2 separate regions of the Homo sapiens genome follow, and region 2 is linked to region 1. The links are chromatin loops, found by intact Hi-C in ENCODE. Cell type or tissue: MCF 10A. All regions are shown on one strand. Links, peaks and the distances in the headings refer to the core of each region. The heading gives the core; the rest is flanking DNA.

Region 1 (12,058 bases), core at 4,183-6,682:
TTTCCAGCTGGCAGTTAGGTTAAAAAGATAAAAAGTGTCATGTTGCAATCTGATTGATTGACTTCAGATATCTTCATATCCTCAGCAAGTTCACAGCCCTCCACCAGGAATCCCCAGTGGGGATTCCTGGCCAAAATCAACCTGGAGGTTTGGTTCAACAGAAGCTGAACAGACATTCTCCTAGAAAGGGAACCAGAGAGAACAAGAAGGGAAATGACATGCACAGTAGGCCTCGCATTAGTCGGAACATCTCTTCTTTTGTGTTTGGGGCACCACCCTCTACCCTCCAAGTCCCTCACTCCTCTCTCTCCTCTCCACCTACCAGTGCTGCTCCAAACACTGTGCTCAAGCCTCAGGAAGGTTCTAGAATCTCTGGACACAGTTTCAGTCCATGGGCTCTGTAGTGAAGATGTGGTCTTGCAGCAGACACAGAGAAATACTTTTTGGTGGCACAACTCAAGGGCGTCATTTCAAACTGGGGGGCTCATGAGTGTCAATTTAAAAAGATCCCCCTCCTTCCTTCTATGAACCATTCCTAGTCCTGAATTTTAACCTGAAATAGACCCATGGTGGCTGTTAGCTAATCTGATAAACTCATCTCTGTCCTCTCTCTGAGTAAGAACAGTTTATGTAGATATTGAAATCAAAATACACTTACCGTATAAACAAACAATTCCATTTTTAATATGTTACAGCTGTGCTTCACGTAAAGTATGAACTGATATGTTCAAGGGCATTCATTGAAACTTTATTGTAATAACAAAAGTTAGAACGGAGCTTAAGTATCCCTCACCATGAAAGTAAATAATTTTACTCCCATGTGATTCACTGCAGTTTTACACAGCCATTAAAAAGTATGAGGCAGGCAGGTCTCTATGTATTGATGTAGAAAAATCTTCAAGAATATTAAAATGAAAAAAAGCAAGACACAGAATAGTGTTGAGAATGGGTTAGCGTTTGTGTAAAAATTAGCATATACTTAGATGCCTGTGGTATATGGGTTGAATTGTGCCCTTCCCAAAATTCAAATGTTGAGATCTTAACCCCTAGTACCTCCAACTGTGATTTTCTTTGGAGATAGGGTGTTTAAAGAGATAATCAAGTTAAAATAGGGTCATTAGGTTGAACCCTAATCCAATAAGACTGGTGTGCTGAATAAAAAGGGAAAATTTGGACAGACAGGTACACAGGGAGAACGCCTTATGAATATGAAGACAGAGATCAAGGTGATGCTTCTACAAGCCAAGGAACTGGCAAAGATTGATAGAAAACCACCAGGAGCTAGGAGAAAGGCATGGAATAAATTCTCCCTCACAATCTTCAGAAGAAACCTACTCAGCCCACACCTGGATCTCAGACTTCCAGCTTTCAGAGCTGTGAGATAATAAATTTCCAGTTTGTGGCACACTGTTACAGCAACCCTAGAAACTAATATAGCATATCTATCTATCTATCTATGTGTCCACCCAACCAACCATCTAACCATCCATTCATCCATCCACCCACCTACCTGCTACCTATCTATCCATCTATCCAACCATCTAACCATCCATCCATCTGCCCACCCGACCACCTACTGTCTATCCATCCATCCATCCATCCATCCATCCATCCAACCATCTAACCATCCATCCATCCATCCACCCATCCACCTACTATCTAGCTATCCATCTACCTACCCACCTACTATCCATCCATCCATCCATCCACCCACCTACTGTCTATCTAGCCAACCATCTAACCATCCATCCATCTAGCCACCACCCACCTACTATCAATCTGTCCATCCATCCATCCATCCAACCATCCATCCATGCAACCATCTAACCATCCATCCATCCACCCACCTACTATCTATCCATCCATCCATCCAGCCATCTAACCATCCATCCATCCAGCCATCTAACCATCCATCCATCCACCCACCCACCTACTATCTATATATCCATCCATCCAACCATCTAACCATCCATCCATCCATCCACCTACCCACCTACTATCTATCTATCAATCAGTCATCATCTATCTATCTATCTATCTATCTATCTATCTATCTATCTATAGATACATCCATACACTTATGTATACACACACACAAAATATTTTTGTGTATATTTGTGTGTATCTGTCAATATAAGATATGGAAAAAAATACACATTTTAAAAAGCCTGGTCAGGCATGGTGGCTCATGTCTGTAATCCCAGCACTTTGGGAGGCTGAGGCAGGCAGATCACTTGAGGCCAGGAGTTCGAGACCAGCAAGGCGAACATGGTGAAACCCTGTCTCTACTAAAAATACAAAAATTAGCCAGGTATGGTGGCATGCGCCTGTAGTCCCAGCTACTCGAGAGGCTGAGGCAGAAGAATCACTTGAATCCAGGAGGCAGAGGTTGCAGTGAGCCAAGATGGCACCACTGCACTCCAGCCTCAGCAACAGAGTGAGACTCTGTCTCAATTAAAAAAAATAAAAATAAAAAAAATTTTAAAAAGCCTGATGATATTGGTTACTTTTAGGAGGAGAACTGAGGAACTGAGATGGGAAAGAGAATTTTCACTACATACTCTTGCATACCTTTTGAGTTTCGTACCCTGTGTGTATGTTACCTCCCTCTGTATTCCTGATTCAAATAATTAACTATATAAGAAAAGAAGGGTAGCCTTCTGGAGACCACAGTGCCCACCCTGAAAACAGTCCTGTCTTCCCAATCTAACCTTAGCATATCAATATGGTTTAACCTCTGGAACCAAGTCTGACCAATTGTGAAGGGCTGCCGCTGGGAGTGTTGTCTTAACTCTGATGCTGAGGCCTCTGCTGGCCTCAGCACAGGAAAGCTCATCCATCAATTAGCATGTCTTCAAGGTGCAGGGAGGGGACTCAAGAACAGGAGGACAAAAATCTGCCAACCCTGACCTATCCCATTATTGGCTCAGGGTGGGAATATCAAGTTGGTTTGGGGGTGTAAAGGGTCATATGCAAGTAATATTCATCTTCATGCAATAGGGAGCCCCGTTATTACAGAGCTCTGCTATAGTCTATGAGTCAGGCAGGTGGCTCTGAAATGTGATACGATGACTCACTGTGTGCAAAGAAGTCCTTTTCTCTTTCTGGAGTAAATGGGCAGATGGATAGCCACTGTGTGAGTCATGAGGCCCGAGGCCCAAATGGCGGTGCAGATGGAGAAAAAATGAGATTCTGTGCAGGAGGCTCTTATCTCATCAAACCATAGGGGTCTGACCCCTGCATGCACCGCACCTGCCAGAATGCACGCATTCCAAGTGGCGGTCTAAGCCCCTGAAGCGGAGGGGGCACTGAGACTTGGCATGACCGTGGCCACCCCAGGACCCTGGCCACCTTCCAGAGTAGAAACGGTCAGAAACTTGGAACAAAACTCAACGTGGAAGAAATTAGAACGAAGGTTGTTGAGTGCCAGGGTCAGTTGAATCCTGGTTCTAAATATCATACGTAAACATGGCTGGGTGTGGAAATAGACACCTAAAGTGTCAGCGTTTTATACTGTTGACAGTTTTCTACTCAGTGGATCCTCTCTCTAAGGGATTATAGCTAGAGCCTTTTAACAAGATCAGTTCTCTCTCTGATTCCACAGGAAAGTAAATTTCTGTAGCCAGCAAATACACAATACAATGTTTTTTTTTATGGCTGAGAGACATCCTTTCAGAGATTTGCTGAGAAAGGGGATAAGAAGGCAGGTAAAGAAAGGAGACAAGTTCTATTGAAAGAAGTTTGAGATAAAGGTGAATTTGGAGCCTTGAATGCCACCTTTCATAGCATCAACCTTCTAGTACTTAGGCAGAATTATGAAGCTACAGCAAAGGGCAGTGCTTCTAGTGTACAGGGCTTGTATTAGTCCGTTCTCACACTGCTAATACAGACATACCAGAGACTGGGTAATTTATAAGGAAAAAGAGGTTTAATGCACTTATAGTTTCACATGGCTGGGGAGGCCTCACAATGATGGCAGAAGGTGAAGAAGGAGCAAAGGCACATCTTACATGGCTTCAGGCAAGAGAGCATGTGTGGGGGAACTCCCATTTATAAAACCATCAGATCTTGTGAAATGTATTCACGATCACAAGAACAACATGGGAAAAACCTGCCGCCATGATTCACTTACTTCCCACCAGGTCCTTCCCACAACATGTGGGGATGGATTATGGGAGCTACAATTCAAGATGAGATTTGGGTTGGGACATGGCCAAACCATATCAGGGCTGCTCTGTGGCATTGTTGGTGCATTATATACACACCCACCCAAGCACTCTTTCCTGAAGAAACACCATGTCCACCTGGGAGTACAGAAGTGAACAGGGCAGAATCCCTGATCTTGAAAAGCATTTAGTGTAAATATATAAACCAACAACCACAAGATGAACTAATAGATTATGATGCAAAAGGCACTGAAAACTTGCTCTGGGAGGAAAGAAGAGGGCATAGGGAGACTTCCTTTCCTGAGAAGGTGACTTTTCAGCTGAATTTGAAGGGTAAGTAGGAATCTTCCAGGTTAAAAAAGGGGGAGAAGAGAAGGTCCAGACCGAGGGAAGATTTTGTTCAAAGGCTCACCAGCAAATGCCTAAGGAGGAGTTAGGGAACCCGTGAGCAGCTTGGGATTCTGGAGGGAGGGGTGTTCATGGCGAGATGAAGCTGGGGAAATGGGCTGGGCCCTTACATGGCAACTCAAGAGTCCACACTCCATCCCTGAGTCACTGGGAGAGGCAACACAGGCTTCATCACGATAGGAGAGTAATCCCATTTCCTGCTTTGGGGCGACTTTGCTCTTAACATGCAGAGGAGCCAGAGGCGGGAGCTGGGAGAAGAGAGACTGTTAGGAGGCTGCTGAAATAGTCCAGGCGAGAGATCTTGAAGCCCTGAACGTCAATATGTGCGGCACGAAGAGGAAGAATCGAATCTGAGCCATTTGGTATTTGCAATGGAAAGGACCTCCTAACAGGAGGGGTGAGATGTGGGAGGAGGATTTCCAGGCTTTTCAGTTGGCTTGTGACACTACCCAAGACAGGAAGAGAGAGTGAAGTGTCGTTTTGGGCATGTTGTTTTGGTAAGGACGTGCCTGTGGGTCATCTAACTGGAGATGTCCAACAGGCAGGCAGAAATGTGGGCGTGGAATCTGGGAGAGAAAACTCTAATGGAATATTTTTCTTATGACACATTCCCGTTAAGCCTTCATTCCTCGGGTTTGGCTAAGGCCACCGTGGACAGATTGGTGGGGGAAGTGCTGTTCTGAGATCCTGGGTGTAGTCTTACAGTCCTAACAGCAAGGCAGCTTTCTTTCCCTGTCTCTGCGTGGGGAACAGAATTTGTGCAGGCTCAAGTGTGCCTGGCAAGAAGGCCAAACTGAAAACACCTTCCACAGCTCTGGGGCCTAACGTTGAATTTCCATCTTCAGCCGCACGTTTTCCAGGTGAGCTTCTCAAGCAGGATAAATTCCTGCAGAAGCACAGAAATCTCAGGAGTCCCAAGGTTCCTAGCAAATTAGAATCTTGAGGTAGGAGAGGAGCCAGGCCCCACCCCAGAAGCCCAGTAGGAACTGGCACCAAGAGAAAATCGACAATAAAAGCAATTGGTGATTTGTGCCATCAGAAGATAGGCTGGCCAGGACAGGTCAAGGAGAATGAGACAAGTTACAGCAAATTTTAATACAATTGCTCTGATTCTAGGTAATTTCAGGATAGCATAATAGAATTATTTTACACTTGAAGATACTTTGGGATGCATGAACATAAAGCCTCTGCCATTTGCACTGTTTCATTTACTGAACACCAATCCTATTAGTTTGCTCTATATTACAGTTATTATCCCCATTTTATGGATGCAGAAAGTGGAGGGCAGACAGGTTAAATGATCTCCCTCAAATCGCCTACCGGGTAAGTGGCATATCTGGGATTTGGAAGCAGCCTGTCTGACTCCAGAGGCTGCCCTCTTAGCCACAGGCTCCACCAGCACGTGTATGTGACTGACACATGTGGATGGCACTTTGTACCGCCAAAAGTACTCTCTTATATTTATGTCCTCCAAATAGACAGAAACAGGGCCAAGATGAAACCTTTAGCCCGAGATGGCTTTTTACAGTGTCCTCTGGGGCTGGAAGGTAGACCCAGTATCCGGTATCCTGCAGTACCTTCCAGGCATGAGCCTAAGAAACAACATCAGAGTGAAGCACACTGGCTTCTGCTTCACACAGGACATGCTTCATAAAGCCTGCGCTTCCTATAAGATCACACCTTCCACCTCAGCCCCTAGTCCTGGGACCAGAGCCACCAAGAGGACCTAAATCAAGGTGAATGAGGGAAGGTTGGTGGCCAGTTACATTTTGCACTATAAAACCCCAAACTTCCCTCTAGCAAATCCCTGTGTTGGTTTTGTATTTGCTTTCTTTTTGGCTTCTAAACTCCTTACAATAGACTCAATGTTCTATTATCATCATTAAGATAAAACAGCAGGTCTCAGTATGTACTGAATACTTTTTTAAAACATAACATCGGACCTACAAAAAAGTTGCTAAAACAGTGAAGAATTCCTGGACAATCTTTACCCAGATACCCCAAAAGTTAGCATTTTACTACATTTGCCTTATCTATCATCTATCTCCCTTTAAATTTTTTCTTTTACCATTTAAGAGTGAATTGGAGACCTGATGCCCTATTCCCTTAAATAGTTATGTACATTTCCTAAAAGCCTGCCTAAAAATTCTGCCTCTCAAAACCACAGTACAATTATCTAAATCACAATGTTAACATTGATGGAACACAATTATCTAGTCTATAATCCTTCCTCAGATTTTGCCAATTGTTCCTATAATGTCCTTTCTAGCCAAAGAAAACCCAGTTACGTGTTGCATTTGCTTGTCATGTCCACGGACATCTAGAATAGTTCCTGAATCTTTTTATTTCATGGCGTTGACATATTTGAAGTGAACAGCCCAGTTATCTTGTAGAATGCCCCTCAATTGGGTCTATCTTTCTTATGGTGAGATTCAGGTTATATGGGGTTTTTTTTTTTCCAGGATTTTTTCAGTTCTTCTCAATGCCTCATAGGAGGGACATGCTGTCAGTTAGACCCATTTAAAGTTGGTGTCTGTTAGGTTTCTCTACCGTACAGCTACTGTTTTATCCCTTGTGATTAATAAGTCTCTTGTGAGGAGATACTTTGAAACTGTGTAAATATCCTATGTGAATCATTCATTGATAATTCTTGATGACTCATATACTTATTATTATGGTTGCCAAATGGTGATATTCTAATTCTGTCATTCCTTCTACAGTTATTAATTGGCTTTCAACCATAAGGAAGAACTTTCTTGTATGCCTTACTTATTTATATCAGCATGGACTCATGAATTCTTATTCAGAAAACCTCAATACTTAATAAAAAAAGATATGTGTCATTAAAGCATCACTCATGTCTGTTGGAATTCTTTAATGTATGTATTTTGATACTCAATTGTCCCAAATGTTTGCCAGACACAATTATTTCATTTAATTCATTAGCGATCAAATTTAAATCATTCAATTCTCAAAACAACTCTATGAGGTGGGGATCCCTCTTGATGTTTCTGCCACACAGGAATTATCTCCTCTCCCCTGCCACACACCTTTTTTTTTTTTTTTTTTTTTTTTTTTGAGACTGAGTCTCCCTCTGTTGCCCAGACTGGAGTGCAGTGGTGCGATCTGGGCTCACTGCAACTTCCGCCTCCCAGGTTCAAGTGGTTCTCCTGCCTCAGCCACATGAGTAGCTGGGATTACGGATGTGCGCCACTACAGCTGGCTAATTTTTTCATATTTTTTACTAGAGATGGGGTTTCACCATGTTGGTTAGGCTGGCCTCAAACTCCTGACCTCAAGTGATCCACCTGCCTTGGCTTCCCAAAGTGTTGGGATTACAGGTGTGAGCTACCGCGCCCGGCACCTCCCTGCGCCATTTTAAAATGAGAAAGACTCAGACAGGATAAATAACCTGTCAGAAAAGCTATGATGAGAATTCAAAGGCCCACTCGAAATCCCATGATTTTTTCCAGAACACATTGCCCCTTTAAGATATTTTTCTTTTGCAGATGGGATACTTAAGCCTATATTCTTTTTTGCCACTTACTCAAATCTATTCAGGACAGAGGAGGTGAAGGAGAAACCGTGGCTTTGTCACTGACAGCCTGTATTTGTAGTGATTTCTGCTTTGGCCAAAAGCCTCCCTGACTCTAATCAGCACTAAAGTTAGGAAGGTGTGTCGATTTAGATCCTGTCAGAATCCCTGCGTGCTTGAAATAGTTTCTGGCAATTGGGTTACTGAAAATCTAATCTTTTAAAGTAAGTGAGTTCATTCCAGTATTTAAAGGAAAAGTTTGGTGAGGTCTTTCATCATATAGCTACCAATTTATGATCTACCTAAATATGGATTTTTCCATATTATGCTTATGTTAATCAAGACACAGTGAAGAAGCTTCTTATTCATACATCTGTGGCACAAGGAAAGTTGCTAACAACAGCATACACAGAACCCAGAAAAGCTTAATATTTAATAAAAAAAGAAATGTGTCTATTAAAGCATCAGTCATGTCTGGATTTGACCCTAAAATGAGTTTTGAGGGTCACCAGCCTCATAATCATCCCAAGTGTCATCAAAAACACAGAATATGGTCAAGGCCAGCACAGACAACATAGTGAGATCTCATCACACACACACACACACACACTGCAGAATTTGGGGCCTCATCCCATGTACACCAAGTCAGGATCTTTGGTTTCAGTAAGCTTCCCAGAGGACGCTAAAAGTCAGTCACTAAGTGAGCTCGGAGGTGGTGGGGCCTCTGACCAAGCCTGGTTCCTGGGGTCTCACAGCTGGCTGTATACTGGCAATGCCAACCTCTGGGCCTCTTGCCCTCAGCAGTTACCAATGGAAAGAGTAATTCTGTGGTTCCCCAAGTGAGGCAACCAGACCTGGAATGGTTAGTGACAGTTCCACTGACCTTGGAGAATGAACTTGTGGTGGCTTCCGTCTCACGGAGCTCCCACCTCCCTCCTGCAGCAAATGGAGCAGCAGAGGGAAGGCATCACTGCCTAAGTACTCTGATGCACAGGACTTGTACAGAGGTCTTGGCAGCTCTAAGCAAGTTTTAAGAAGCTTGTTTGAGGGAGGTGGGGAACAAACTCCTTTTTCTAGATCTGGTGAAAACCAGTGCAAATAAACAAAACCCAGCTGTTGATTCACAGGGCAGAGTACTGCCTGCTCTTGGGAAAGGTGACTCTGCACCTCTCTAGTTCTACACCCACCCCACCCCCGTTCCCACATGCCCACCCTCACTTAGGTGGAAACCAGTCTAGGCTGTATGGAGCCAAGTTCAGGTGTCATCTATCATATTAACACCCAAGTAGACTAAGCAGTGGTGTGCTAGGAGGTGTTTAAAAACGGGCTGGGGCGGGGGCGGGGGTGGGGGTGGGGGTGGTGGTGGAGGGCTGATTTGTAGCACTTGCTGATTTTGGTGGTATAAATAACTCCCACCATAGCCAGTTTCAAGCTGGCTCTGGTGACCTGAGATGAGCCAGTTCCAGCACACCAGGGACTCTAAGTATAAGATTCATCAGCTTCAGCTGGGGCTACCACAGGGATGGGGCAGAGAAGCAGAACTTACTCTGCCGCACAGCGGATGAATGGGGCCAGTGCCACATGGTCAGCTTAGGCCTCCAAGGAAAGAAAATCACCGTCCCTGCCTCTCAAGATTTTCAACCTTTTTCCCCTGGCATTTGAGAGGAGCAATGTGGCAGAGGGCTTGAGATTGTTCACAGTCCTCAGGGCCCTCAGGTTTGCCCTTAATTGAAAACCATTCCAGGTATTACCAAAGGAAAGAGCTTAAAGTAGGCTGAGGGAGTAAGAAGTTGTCATTTCTATTTGGCTCTCCCTGCAACATCCTTGCTGTGTGTGTGTGTTTTAAGAGCAATGGCTAATGTTAATAACAATAAGACATTAAGGTAGTTTGTGGAAATTAGTGGCCAGCCCAACTCCTGCAAGTTTCTAAACCTGTTTTTCCCAACCCTAGCAGGAAAGGGAGGGGGCACAATATCCACACTCCTTCTCTCTCCTGGTGTGAAACCTCAGGGTGGGCACCCCAGTTCTGGAGCTCCAGACTGAGGGTAAAAAGCCCAGAAGCTGAAAACTGTTTCTCTACCTGACCTTGGGCTGCCAGAACCTCTGGCTTTCCCCATTGCCATTTGGGACCTATTATGGCTCTAGAGAGGGCTTGATATGGTTTGGCTGTGTCCCCACCCAAACTTCATCTTGAATTGTGGCTCCCGCAATTCCCACATGTCATGGGAGGGTCCCAGTGGGAGGTAATTGGATCATGGGATTGGGTCTTTCCCATACTATTCTCATGATAGGGAATAAGTCTCATGGGATCTGATGATTTTATAAAGAGGAGTTCCCCACACAAATTCTCTTTTTGCCTGCCACTGTCCATGTAAGACATGACTTGCTCCTTGTTGCCTTCTGCCATGATTGTGAGGCCTCCCCAGCCATGTGGAACTGTGAGTTAAACCATGAAACCTCTTTCTTTTGTAAAACCATTAAACCTCTTTCCTTTGTAAATTACCCAGTCTTGGGTAAGTCTTTATTAGCAACGTGAGAACAGACTACTACAGGGCTTTCTGGTTGTAAGGAAGAGAAGTCACTCAAATTCACCCAAATACTATGAGGTGTTAATTGTAAGGATACAGGGATCATCTGGGATCCTAAAACAGAGCACAGAACACAGTCCTTCTAGGAAAATAGAAAGCTGTTCAGGACTGAGGCAGCTTTTTGCTTTCTCTGGTTCTGGTCTTTTCTTTGTGCACCAATCTCTTGCCTCTGCAGATAGGCCTCTTTGTGTCTTAAACTTGTACCCAGTGCAACATGACCACCAGTCCTAGCTGGATATCAGGAGCTCTCATCTCATGCACCCATCTCTAAGGACAGCTTCCCTCAAAGGTCAAACTCACAGGAGCAAAAATCTGATTGGCCTGCATCATGTGTTTAAGCCAGACCACTGGCATTTTGATGGCCTCTGGCTTGGGTGTTGTATTAATTCTTGCACTGCTGTAAATGAATACCTGAGACTGAGTAATTTATAAAGAAAAGAGGTTTAATTAGCTCAAGGTTCCACAGGCTGTATAGGAAGCATGATGGCTGCTAGGGAGGCCTTAGGAAACTTTCTATCATGGCAGAAGTTGAGGGAGAAGCAGGCACATCTGACAAGGCCAGAACAGGAGAAGAGAGAGAGATGGGAGGTGCTACATGTTTTTAAACAACCAGATCTCCTGAGAACTCATTCGCTGTACAGACCAAGGGGGAACGATGCTAAACCATTCATGAGAATTCCACACCCAGGATCTAACCGCCTCCCACGAGGCCCCTCCTCCAATTCCACACCCAGGATCTAACCGCCTCCCACGAGGCCCCTCCTCCAATTCCACACCCAGGATCTAACTGCCTCCCACGAGGCCCCTCCTCCAACACTGGGGATTACAGTTCAATGTGAAATTTGGGCAGGGACACAGATCCGGACCCCATCAGGTGTCTACTCGTGTCTAGTCCTTTCGGCCATGGCCAGGGAAACAAGTGGGGAGAAATGGATGACACCTGATATGTAGGGTTCTCCTTTACAGTGGTAATGGGCAGAACCCATAGAGCCCCAGGTGACTCCCAAGACTGGCAGGCTGAATGCAGTAATGGCTCTGCAACAATTTAGGAAACATCAAGACATTGCCAACTCCTTCCACAAATTGAAAAAAACAATCCATATTGTGATACTATATTATTGACTTGAGGGCAATGAACTTTATAAAGCACATTAATAGATGTCATTTAATCCATACAGCCTTAGAAGGGAAGTGTTCTTATGTCCATTTTAAAGATGAGTAAACTGATACTCAAAGAAGAGGAGCGATTACCTCAAGATCCCATAGAATCACACTTGATGTCAGGTTCTCTGTCTCCTCACAGAGGAGCAGACAATCAAGTGGGACAGAGGGCTGGTGCAGAAATCACCCTTGAGTTTATC
Region 2 (12,058 bases), core at 3,237-5,736, 140 kb after region 1:
AGAAGAATGATACTTTTGCTGTAAGCTGCCTAGTTTTCCAAAATTAGTCATTTAGAGATTAAATAGGCCAACCTGCATTTTATTTGCCCTACATTGTCTCAGCTACCTGGGATTTGAGAAGTCTCATGCACAGGGAAAACACATTCCTTAGATCCAGGGGTTAACTGATTAGCTTTCACCTATCTCATCCTGGACAGTTTAGGCTTCAGCTAGTAGCTGTATTCTTGGTCCCAGTCCACAGGGTGCAGATGGGGAAGAGCAGCATTCACATATAAAAAGACGTGCAGAGAAGCTGACTCAGAAAGCCTTTCTTCCTGGAAAATTACTTAACTATTTTAAATTACATAACAATTCATTCTAAAGTCCAATGTAATTAACATTTGCAAAGCATTTTATAGTTTATAAAATGCTTCCACATTCATTATCATTGATTTATTGATTAGTTCTCACATCTAGAAAAAGATGCCAGAGGGTAAATAGAGGAGGTTTAAAAGTTGCACATGTGTATGCCAGTCTGGTGTTACCAAGTGCTGCAAATGCCGGTTCCTGTTGTTACTGACATTTCCTTCAACCACACAACCTACTACCTTTAAGCTAACATTGTCCCAAAGTCAAGCAAGCCATGGAGACATTGCTTTGGGACTTTCTACCCAACGAAGAAAGTGCAAGGTGACCCAGCACAAAGGCCAAAACTGCAACATCTATTTTTCAATTACCAACTATTTTTTAGCACCCCTTGTGTGCCAGGGACTGCTTTAAGTGCTGGAGATATACTGGTGAACAAGACAGACTCCTCCAGTTTCCTGCCTTAGAGAAGCTTACATTCTTTTGGAGTAGGACAGGCGATAAGCAAAGAAAATATATGGTGCTATGATGAAACAGCCAGCATGAAAGGGATGGGGAGTATAGAGGAAATGTTTGTAGCTTTAGACTGGTGGTCAAGGACATCTCATGGAGAAGGCATGTCTTGCCAAGCCATGAGGACATCTGGGAAGGGAGCTACAGGCAGAGGAAACAGCAGGTACAAACACCTCGGGGTAAGTACCTGGGTGGCATGCTGGTAATGCCAGTGTACCTGGAGCCCAGAGAGCAAGAGGGCAAGTATCAGGAAAAGTCAGAGACATAATGGACTTGAGGGTGGCAAATCCTGGAAAACTTTGCAGGCCACTGTAAAAGCTTTGTTCTTGACTGAGTGAGATGAAAAGCAATTAGAAAATTCTGATCAGAGGGGTAACAGTATTAGTCATCCTCTCTGTAGACTCGGAAAGGTCTCAACTAAGACCTAAATGCTGAAATTCCATAGGTTGCTTAACATTCAAAGAGAGAGAGATATGGCCGGGTGTGGCGGCTTGCACCTGTAATCCCAGCATTTTGGGAGGCTCAGGTGGGCAGATCATTTGAGGCCAGGAGTTTGAGACCAGCCTGGCCAACATGGCAAAACCCCATCTCTACTAAAAATACAAAATGTGGTGTGCCTGTAGTCCCAGCTACTCGGGAAGCTGAGGCAGAAGAATGGCTTGAACCCAGGAGATGGAGGTTGCAGTGAGCTGAGATCGCACCACTGCACTCCAGCCTGGGTGAGAGCAAGACGCTGTCTAAAAAAAAAAATACAAAAACAAAAACAAACAAAAACCAAAAAGAGATAAGAACTTTACAAGCTAGCATAAAACCCAATAAGAGAATTCAAGACATGTACAAACCAGATTACAGTACTGTTCATATTTAATTAAAATGTGTCAGGCCCTGTGCCTTTGCGCCTATATATCTGTGTTAACCTCATAGGTTTCTGCAGTTGTTGCCCATTTTCCTCTTGGTCATTGTGCTGGAGACCTCTACTGGGAAGCCTGGTGGAAGAACAGAATCTTAGCCAAACCTGAACTGGGGCGTAGAGCAGGTAAGAGCTTCTAGGTGCGAGTTACCTGCTACCCAGCTAATAGCCACCCATGATCAGCACCAATATTAATATTTGTAGAGTCCATTGAATTTCACCATTGTAACAATCTTTAATTAGTTAAAATAAACAGCAGTCTTCTGAAACCAGATCCACATTACTAGCACCATTTTACAGATGAAAGGACAGGGACAAAAGGAGCTAAATCAAAGGTTAAGGGACTGGCCCTTAGCCATGTGGCTTAGCTCCAACAGGAACAGTGGCTCTGGGACCCAGCGCTGAGAGCTTGCGCTGAGAGCTTGTCACTTCCCAAGAGATGTAAATCTCATTGCAGCTTCTATGGACATGACCATAATCCTTTCTGGAAGGACTAAGATTCCAAATCCACAGAAGGGTTCATGGGAAATGTTACAGAGAGATGGACAGACTGATAAAGAAGCATACACTCATGAAATACCCACCCTAGGTAACCTATCTCCTTTTGTGGGGATTTTTTAAATGAGGGAAATAACTCATGTGACTGGCATATTTTTGAAATGGAATGTACTTTCACCCCAAAAAGCAAACAGAAAATTACATTCCCTGCCATAAGTCTGAAAAAACACTGGGAGGCTGAAGTTGAAAACGTTAGCTTTATTTCAAGGGCCAGTCTACCAAAGTGACTGGAATTGACAAACCTATATGTCCTGTCACGGTACTTTTAGATTATGTTTGGATATTTGATTAGAAGACAGAAAAAAAACAGTAATGTATGGTGTCCAGAAAAGTTTATGCTCTTCATGTACAAGAGCTGAGACCCCATGGGAAAGTTCTGGAGGTCAATTCATACGGTAAAAGGTGAAAAACATCCTAGAGCTCTAACATCCATGAAAATTACTGGTATAGTACATCCACATTCCATATGTTTACATGTCTAACGCTAATGAATGGAATCCACTGAAAAAGGAATACAAATCTTCACAATCCATAAAAGTTAGAAACAATCTGAATTGATTACACCTTTATATCCCTCTCCTCCTGAAACTCTGTGGCAACACCTCCTAGCTCCTTGCTGCACTAAATCATTATCTCCTAAAATTTCAATGTAAGTTCAAGCCTAAGGGATACAACAGTTCCTCTTATTTATTCATCCATACAAAATAACAGTGTTTATATATAGTGGTACATGTGAGGATTAGAGTGAACACACAAACCCTTCTGTTATATTTATTGCCTTAATCACAAAAATAGATTTGTCAGGGAATGAAGCCAATAAAGTTCTTACTTCAACACATGCAAAGCAAAACCTGATTTATCCTCCTCAAAGGTGGCACAAAGCTGGAAACTCATTGAATTCTGCTACCATGAAAGCAAATTTTAAAATACAGGGTTGACAACAGAAACCAGAGATCCAAGGTGAGCAAACCAACTATCATTAGGCAGAGAAGAGCAGATCGTGTCTGGTAACAAAGACACCGAACGATTCAGAGTGAAGTCGAGATCTGGGTCCCTGATCCACCCAACATTCACACTCTCAGCAAGAGTCACTCACAAAGCCCAAACCTAAACAGATATTTTTCAAAGGGGAAGTCAAAGTGTTTAATGACAAAGTTCTAAAATGCTTTCTATTGTGCAGGCATCACAGCCTGACATCTTAGTTGCTGTCATCTTGCTTTGCCTGGCTCAACAGAAAAGGTGGGTGAAGAAGGCCAAGCTGATGGCAGCTGAGATAGGGGGAGAAATACAGTGTAGGCTACAGTGGCACTTCAAGGACAGAATGATGCACAATTCCCAGCAGAAAAGCCATCAGTAACTGACTTTAGCAGACCAATCTGGAGAGTATATAAATCTACAGAGATGAAACCACTTAATGAATACCAGATCCTTGAGCAAATCTAAACACCTCATCGTGGCCTATACGATCCAGCCCCTGCCTACTGACCCCTCCAACCTCATGTCATACCACCATGCTCTTATTCACAGAGCTCTAACTACCCTGGCCTTCTGTCTGTTCCTAAACACACCAAGTATGCTCACACCCAATACCGACTGAACACCTATGAGATGCCATGCACCCTTCTGGGCACTGGGATAAAGAAGTGAACGAGACTGACAAGATCCCTGCTTTCATTCCGACGGCAAATAACACACAGATACATCAGTAAAAATGTCAGATTACAGAAGTGCCATGAAGAAATCAAACAGAGGTATATGACAAAACCTAAGAGGACCAACTTAGGTAGGCCAGGAAGGCCTCTCTAGGGAAGAGACCTGTGAGCTGAGCCCATTAATCAAACAGTGCAGTCCAGAAGTCTACAGCCTAGAGGCAGACAACAAATCACACCCTCATACACCTAGGCAATAATAAGTTGTATCTTCAACCACAAGCATCAGCAATGCCTGCCTGAGACCGCTTTAAAATGAAGCCCAGGCTGGGTGCAGTGGCTCATGCCTGTAATCCCAGCACTTTGGAAGGCCGAGGTGGGTGGATCACCTGAGGTCAGGAGTTCGAGAGCAGCCTGACCAACATGGAGAAACCCTGTCTCTACTAAAAATACAAAAATTAGCTGGGCGTGGTGCCACGTGCCTGTAGTCCCAGCTACTCGGGAGGCTGAGGCAGGAGAATCGCCTGAACCCGGGAGGCGGAGGTTGCCATGAGCTGACGTTGCACCACTGCACTCTAGCCTGGGTGACAGATTGAGACATCACCTCAAAAAAAAAAAAAAAAAAAAAAAAGCCCAATGCATTGTATTCCAAAGGAGTTCACTTCCTTTTCCATGGGAATTCTGAAGTCTGTGTCAACAGCTGCTAAGTACAACTGGAAGCTGTGCAATCGTTGCCACCATGTGGTTACCCGCACAATGATGCGAACACCCTGTGGCTTCTGGCTGCTCCTCCTGCCCATCTCTGCAGCCTCAACCCATTTAGGAAGCAGCTCCTCCCAAAAACATGTCACTAATAGATCCCACTGCTCAGTCTTCCATACAGAAGGCCATCTTCCAGAAATTTACATCAAGGAGAAAGCCACACCACAATCCTGTTGCTATGTACCAGCATTTAGCTGGATTATATAAAGAGCTAAGTAATCATTAAGTAAGGGTGGGAAACAAGACAAACAACAAAAGAAAAAGTCACCCTTTAAAAAGACCCTTTGGGCTTGGTAAACTTGTGGGGAGAGGAAGAAACACAGTTCAGGGAGTCCTGCTACTCTGCGAAAAGTCAGGATTCAAATAGTTCATTATAAAAATGACCAAAAAAAAAAATCACTCATACTTGTACTCACCAAAAAAAGTCTCTTCTCTATTTGGCAATGGAAAATAAAAATTGGTACTTAAAAACAAACAGTGAGTGGCTTCAAGAAATGAGTTAATAAATCCTACACGTTACTTTCCCATAACGCCCCGGTGCAGCTACATGTTCTTCAGACTTCTGACGCACTGAAGAGAGGATGCCTACAGCCACGAACCTTGGTGATCAGCAGAATGCACACGTGGCATTTTCAGACATGCAGACAGATGCCACTCCCGCCAGGAACACAGTGCTGCAAGGCTATGAGACCTGTACCAAGGCTATGACACATGTACTTATATACCTGTACACACATGTCCACACACAAACGTCTACCCGGATGCATACCCCTTAAACATATATACACCCACATATGATTCCCACACACAGAAGAAAACTTACGCAATAAAATGCTTCTATCTTCGTTAAGACAGAATCATGTAATGACATTAGCTAATGTCAGTTTGGTCTTTAGGTTAGACCTATTTTTATATTTATTTATTTATTTATTTATTTATTTATTTATTTATTTATTTTTGAGATGGAGCTTCGCTCTTGTTGCCCAGGCTGGAGTGCAATGGCGCAATCTTGGCTCACACAACCTCCGCCTCCCGGGTTCAAGCGATTCTCCTGCCTCAGCCTCCTGAGTAGCTAGGATTACAATCATGTGCCACCATGCCTAGCTAATTTTTTGTATTTTTAGTAGAGACAGGGTTTCTCCATGTTGGTCAAGCTGGTCTCAAACTCCCGACCTCAGGTGATCCGCCCACCTTGGCCTCCCAAAGTGCTGGGATTATAGGCATGAGCCACCACACCCAGCCGATTAGGCCTATTTTTAAATAGCTTACCCTTTACTCTTTCTTTCAGTGCTATCGTTAGGGGGAAAAAAAGATACATGTTTTCTCTTTTATTTTCTGATAAATGAAAGTATTTACTGTGGAATAACTGATACAAAGCACAAAGAAAATAAAAATCACCAGTGATTCTACCATCCAGAAATAACTAAATGTTATTCAATGTTTTAAGGTATACGTGTCACATTCCATGTTTTTTTCAGACACACACACACTCATATTTCAAATCAAGTTGGAATCATACTGCAGACACCTAGTTTTATAACTTGTTTTTTACTGCATTACTATGAACTTTTCAAGTACCATTCATTGTCTCACTCAACATTGTTATGGTGGCACAGTGTTTCACTGTATGGGTATTCGATAATTTAGAAATCTCCCGTTATTGGACAGTCAGATTGTTTCCAATATTTTATTGTTTCCACTAATATTGCAGTGAATCTCTATGTACACAAATATGTGCATATATCTTTCTTTCCCTAGAATAAATTCATAGAAATAGAATTTCTGGATGAAAGGGCATACTTTTTTTGTTTTGTTTTGTTTTTTTGAGACAGGTTCTCACTCTCTCGCCCAGACTGGAGTGCAGTGGTGTGATCTCGGCTCACTGCAACCTCAGCCTCCCAGGCTCAAGCGATTCTCCTGCCTCTGTCTCCCAGGTAGCTGGGATTACAGGTGCGTGCCACTACCTGCAGGGTAATTTTTGTATTTTTAGTAGAGATGGGGTTTCACCATGTTGGTCAGGCTGGTCTCAAACTCCTGACCTCAAATGATCCACCTGCTTCGGCTTCCCAGAGTGCTGGGATTACAGGCGTGAGTCACTGTGCCTAGCCAGCATAAATATTTTTAATAGATATTACCAAACTGTCACCCATGAGATCTATGTCAATTTACATTCCCACCTAGAAAATTTTAATATGCCCATTTCCCTAGGACCTTTATTTTTCCTTTTGGTGCTTTCACTAGCACCAAAATAAGGTATTGCTATTTTGAAAGCTTTTATCTTAAGTTTCATTTCTCTCTTTTTTTTTTTCTCTAGGTCTATCCATGTTGTAACAAATAGCAGGATCTCCTTTTCTAAGGTTGAATAATATTCCATTGTGTGTATATATATATATTTTTATTATACTTTAAGTTCTGGGATACACGTGCAGAATGTGCTGGTTACATAGGTATACATGTGCCATGGTCGTTTGCTGCACCCATCAACCCGTCATCTACATTAGGTATTTCTCCCAAGGTTATCCTCCTCTTCCCCCTACCCCCTGTTAGGTCCCGGTGTATGCTGTGCCCCTCCCTGTGCCCATATGTTCTCACTGTTCAACTCCCACTTACGAGTGAGAACATGCAGTGTTTGGTTTTCTGTTCCTTCTCTTAGTTTGCTGAGAATGGTTTCCAGCTTCATCCATGTCCCTGCAAAGGACATGAACTTATTCTTTTTTATGGCTTCATAGTATTCCATGGTGTATATGTGCCACATTTTTTTTTTTATCCAGTCTAACATTCATGGGCATTTGGGTTGGTTCCAAGTCTTTGCTATTGTGAACAGTGCTGCAATAAACATACGTGTGCATGTGTCTTTACAGTAGAATGATTTATAATCCTTTGGGTATATACCCAGTAATGGGATTGCTGGGTCAGATGGTATTTCTAGCTCTGGATCCTTGAAGAATTGCCACACTGTCTTCCACAATGGTTGAACTAATTTACACTCCCACCAACAGTGTAAAATCGTTCCTATTTCTCCACATCCTCTCCAGCATCTGTTGTTTCCTGACTTTTAAAAGTTTCATTTCTTTGAAGAGTAATGATATTGAACTTTTTCCCATGTCTACTGATCCAGTGACTTTTAAGGTCCCAGGCACAATTAGTCTGCAGCAAAGCAAATCAAAAGAACAGGTAAAGAAGACGACATACCAGGCAAGGATGGCACCTTAGTTCTACATTTTAAAAATTTAATAAAGCTCTACACCTATTAAGGTATCCTTGTGTTTATAATCCATATATCTTTCACAAATTTTCATGGGGAAGAAAAATAGTTGGGAGATGTCAGATCCCCCCTGTGAAGCTGGGCAGACTCCACCAGACTCCACCATGGCACTTGGGAGGCATTATATAAACGTTTGTGGCTACCACAGAGACCAAAAATGGATTGTGCTGCCTCTTCCCTGGTCTATTTCATAGAGGCACTGGGATGCTGTAAGGACAAAGCAAGCAAGGGAGGTGAAAAAAGTACTGAAAATTATCAAGGGCTGTACAAAGCACAATGATAAGGAGAAGGAGGAGGAGAACTAATTTAAACAGAAGTTTCAAAGAGGCAGGATTGGAGTATATGCAGAGAACGTTATTAGTGAAGAATGCTTTGGTAAGAAAGCAAGCTTTCTCCTCTGGTATTTCATGAGCTGTGCAATGAAAGAGTCTCTGTCTCCCTAGAGCCCGGATGGGCGACGCAACAGGCACAGGGGTGTAACCAGGCCACAAAGTCCCAAACGCCAACTTTTAATTGTGTGACCGGCATGGGTCCAGCAGTGATTAGCAGAACCAAGCACTGTTGCTCAAGCTTTATGAGGATCAGCATTCTGAGTTAGGGGAGGAAAAAGATTGCCTCTGATAAGAACTTGTTCTAGGAGAGTCAAACAAGCACCCCTTTTCTGCATGTTTGGGGCCGACACTGAGGTCTTTAATGAAGGGAAACCTCTGAAAGAAATGGAGGTGGCATTTCTAGGAAGACCTGCCAGGGGAGACTCACACTCTGGTACTTGCTAGTGGAACAGACTGAAGTTTATCAGGAGGGAGCCCCAGGCCTGGAAGGCAGGAAGTGAAGAGAAGAGGGAGGGATATCTGGGCTGGAGCAGAGCAGTCTCCCCAGCCAGGCGCGCACTGTACGGGTTCTCTGTGAGATGTAGAGAGGGTCCCTTACTCACGGTCCTGCTGTCTATATCACTCAGAAACAAAACCACCACCAACCTACCCAGTTCCACTTACCACATAGTTTTGAATCATGGAAAAGGCTAGTAATTACTACAAAAAAAACATGCTGCAGGCTCCTGGGGCTCCTGGCTATTGTTTCATGTTCTCCAGACTCCAGTTCTATCAGCGCCACCACAGCCCCTAAGGAAAATAGAACCTGTTGCCATAGTAGCTGCTTCCCCCTTTTTAAGGAAGGCACACTCTAAGCCATTATGGAAGAAAAAAAAAAAAAAAGCTTTTATGTCATATGACGAACTTTCCCTTCTCCAGCTTCTCTCCCTATCTTGTCCAGTTAAATTTTGTGTAGAACATGCAGCAGAAATTGAAATGTCGACATTTCCATTAAGCAATGACAAAAAAATTAATCCAGTTCCCAGAGAGAGGGAGGTAGGAAGCAATTGTTCAAGGCAACAGTGTGTGTGTCTGTTTCAGGGAAATTAAAAAAAAAAAAGAAGGGAAAAGTAATTAAAGAAAGATATTACCTGAAGAGCATTATATCTGACAAACACCAAAGCACTGCCTGGTTGGATGTTAAGGAAAGGAGAGGGAAAAAAATCAGAAATGGTGACACCTGATGAGAAGGAGTCACCCCCAAAGAGCTAAGAAAACAATCACCTTTTGTTAATAAAAACCAAAGGAAAGAGTGAGGACTGTATGAAGGCCCAGGAAAGACACATTTAAGGCCCACTCCCTGAGCAGAAATAGAAGGTGTATGGGGCCACAACCCTACATCAAGAGACCTGTTGGTCCCCAGCACTGAAAGTGAAACAAAAAATTATGAGAAAGAGAAATGACACACTCGAACCAGAGTAATTTTCTGTTTTGCCCTCATCTCTAAAAATGCATCCTTCCTGCCAGACTCATTCTCATTCCTTCCTAACTCTCTTGCAATGATCCAAGAGAGAGGTGTTCTGGCATATGACGCATTCTCAGTGATGCTTCTCAAGTGAAGAATGGCTTCAGAACTCTTTGGTTTTTTGTTTGTTTGTTTGTTTTTTGAGATAGAGTCTTGCTTTGTTGCCCAGGCTGGAGTGTAGTGACACAATGTTTGTTCACTGCAACCTCCGCCTCCCAGGTTCAAGCCATTCTCCTGCTTCAGCCTCCCAGGTAGCTGAGATTACAGGCACACGTCACCACACTCAGCTAGTTTTTCAATTTTTTTAGTAGAGACAGGGTTTCGCCATGTTGGCCAGGCTGGTCGCGAACTCTTGACCTTAAGTGATCCTCCCGCATTGGCCTCCCAAAGAGCTGGGATTACAGGCATGAGCCACCGTGCATGGCCTCTATTTGAGTCCAGAAAATGGAGATACATGTACCCATTCATACTAGAAAGGAGAAGCAAAGGAGCACCTTATGAAAATCAAGTGCATGCCTAAGGTAAACAGACTTCATTTCCTGCCCACAAAGCCAGCAGAGTCCCTAAGGAGACTGCCAAGCAGTGACTACCTGGGTTTTATGTCCAAAACCTAAAACTGGAAGAAAGGAAGCTACGCTTCCCAAATTCACACCATGGGAGGTGATTAAGCTGAAAATCAGAGGTGATACCGTAAGTACAAGAAACAATGTCCAGTTGTAAATCCCACATCTACGGGATGTTGGTGTAAAACTACTTTCACAGCAGAGAAGAAAGTCTGCATCATTTAACTTGCTAGTGTTACCAGGATTTATGGTGCCAAGGATAAGGCTAGTGACTGGATGTTCCTTCGCTATTTCCCACACAATGTAGGCCATGGCTGTTTGGCTCTTATTTATTATTCAAGGGTTGTTCTTTATGGATTTTCCCTTTGTGTATACAAGAAGTATTCTGCAGCTTCTCTAGGATGAGTATTTGTGTGGACTTATTTACCTTTATTTTTCTTTTCAGAAGTGGCTGTGATACTGAACCTGATATTTCACGTCTCTCAATTTTAGAAAATTCTCAGCCATTCTCTTCAAATATGACCTCTTCCCATTTGCTCTAGTCTCACCTGGAGCTCCCATAGCCATATTTTGGACCTTCTCATACTGCCTTTCATGTATCTTCAAGTGTTTTCTATTTCATTATTTCCCTGGACTGCATTCTGGCAAATTGTCTGAAGTTATTTTCCTGTTTGCTCAGTCTTGCATCTACTTTGGTTAGTCTGATATTTATTGCATCAGCTATGTTTTTAATTTCAACAATATTTAAAAATTTCTGTACCTTCTAGTTGGTTCTTTCAAATATGCCTGTTCTTTTGGTTTTAATCCCTTATTATTGTTTTTATTTTTGAAACATAACTATTTTATGGTCTCAATGGAATTTTTCTATTATGATTTTATTCTTGAAGTTCTTGGGTTTTGATATTCCCCCACATTGCTTCCCGCTATTGCCACCACTCTAGCTAATGGTGGGTTACTTCCTTGTGTGTTTATAATTTTGGACTTATCAGCAGAGGAACTTCACTTATGGAAATCCTAAATAACACAGGTTAAGTGCACACAGAGTGAGTATACAAGAGGTATCACTGAGTGACACTGCGAAAATGAATTTGAATGTGGTTACAAATTTCCTTACAGATGCCAGGCTGAGATAGAAAAATAAATTCCCTATTGAATCCCTGTGCTAGAAAGTAGATTTTTTATCTCGTCCATCCTTTCAATGATGGTGAGGCCTGTCAAGGATCCCTGATTAAGGTAGGGTCTCAGTTCCAACTTCTTCCACCCCACAAGTGGTCCCCATGTCTCACCCTCATTCTCACATGGTTTTGAAATCCAAGTTAACCAACACTGGCAATTCTATATTCCTCTACCTGTGCCCCCCACCTGCCCAGGGCAGCTATGTTGTCAGCTTAGGTCCTTACTTTCTGGGAATATAATTTTTTAGGGATATGTAAGTTTTGCTTAACTTACGCTATTTACTATGAATGAAGACTCAGCTTCTGCAAAGATAGATATCAAACTAAGTTAAAATTGGTATGTTTGCAAATTATTTTTGTCTGGTAGAGATGCAAATAACTTCTGTCCAGCAGAAAAGATAATCTCAAAAGTTGAGGTTTTATTGCCCTACAGAACATTAACCAGTTTTAAATCAAACTTTGTGACCTTTTTTCAGCATTGT

The links. Hi-C counts contacts between places; a loop is a spot of excess contacts. Peaks named below come from ENCODE experiments on the same cell type or tissue, not always from the same donor. Only the 100,000 strongest peaks of a DNase experiment are listed, where the experiment ranks them.
Region 2: a loop joins it to region 1, with 2.4 times the contacts of the local background. A loop is called at or near these places in 3 of 110 quality-filtered maps.

Annotation. Positions count from the first base shown.
Region 1 is chr5:143,237,249-143,249,306 of GRCh38, reverse strand. LOC124901100 (a long non-coding RNA gene) reads left to right here and starts at 4,225. Exons shown (of 2, transcript XR_007058982.1): 1 at 4,225-6,310; 2 at 7,295-7,425. In MCF 10A, for the core only: no CTCF peak of the experiment used is centred there; DNase peaks (open chromatin) are centred at 4,766 and 5,156.
Region 2 is chr5:143,099,015-143,111,072 of GRCh38, reverse strand. All of the region lies in intron 17 of ARHGAP26 (Rho GTPase activating protein 26), which reads right to left. Among named protein-coding and RNA genes, the nearest start is that of ARHGAP26-IT1, 87 kb to the left of the region's middle. In MCF 10A, for the core only: a CTCF peak has its summit at 4,700 (motif pointing left); a DNase peak (open chromatin) is centred at 4,702.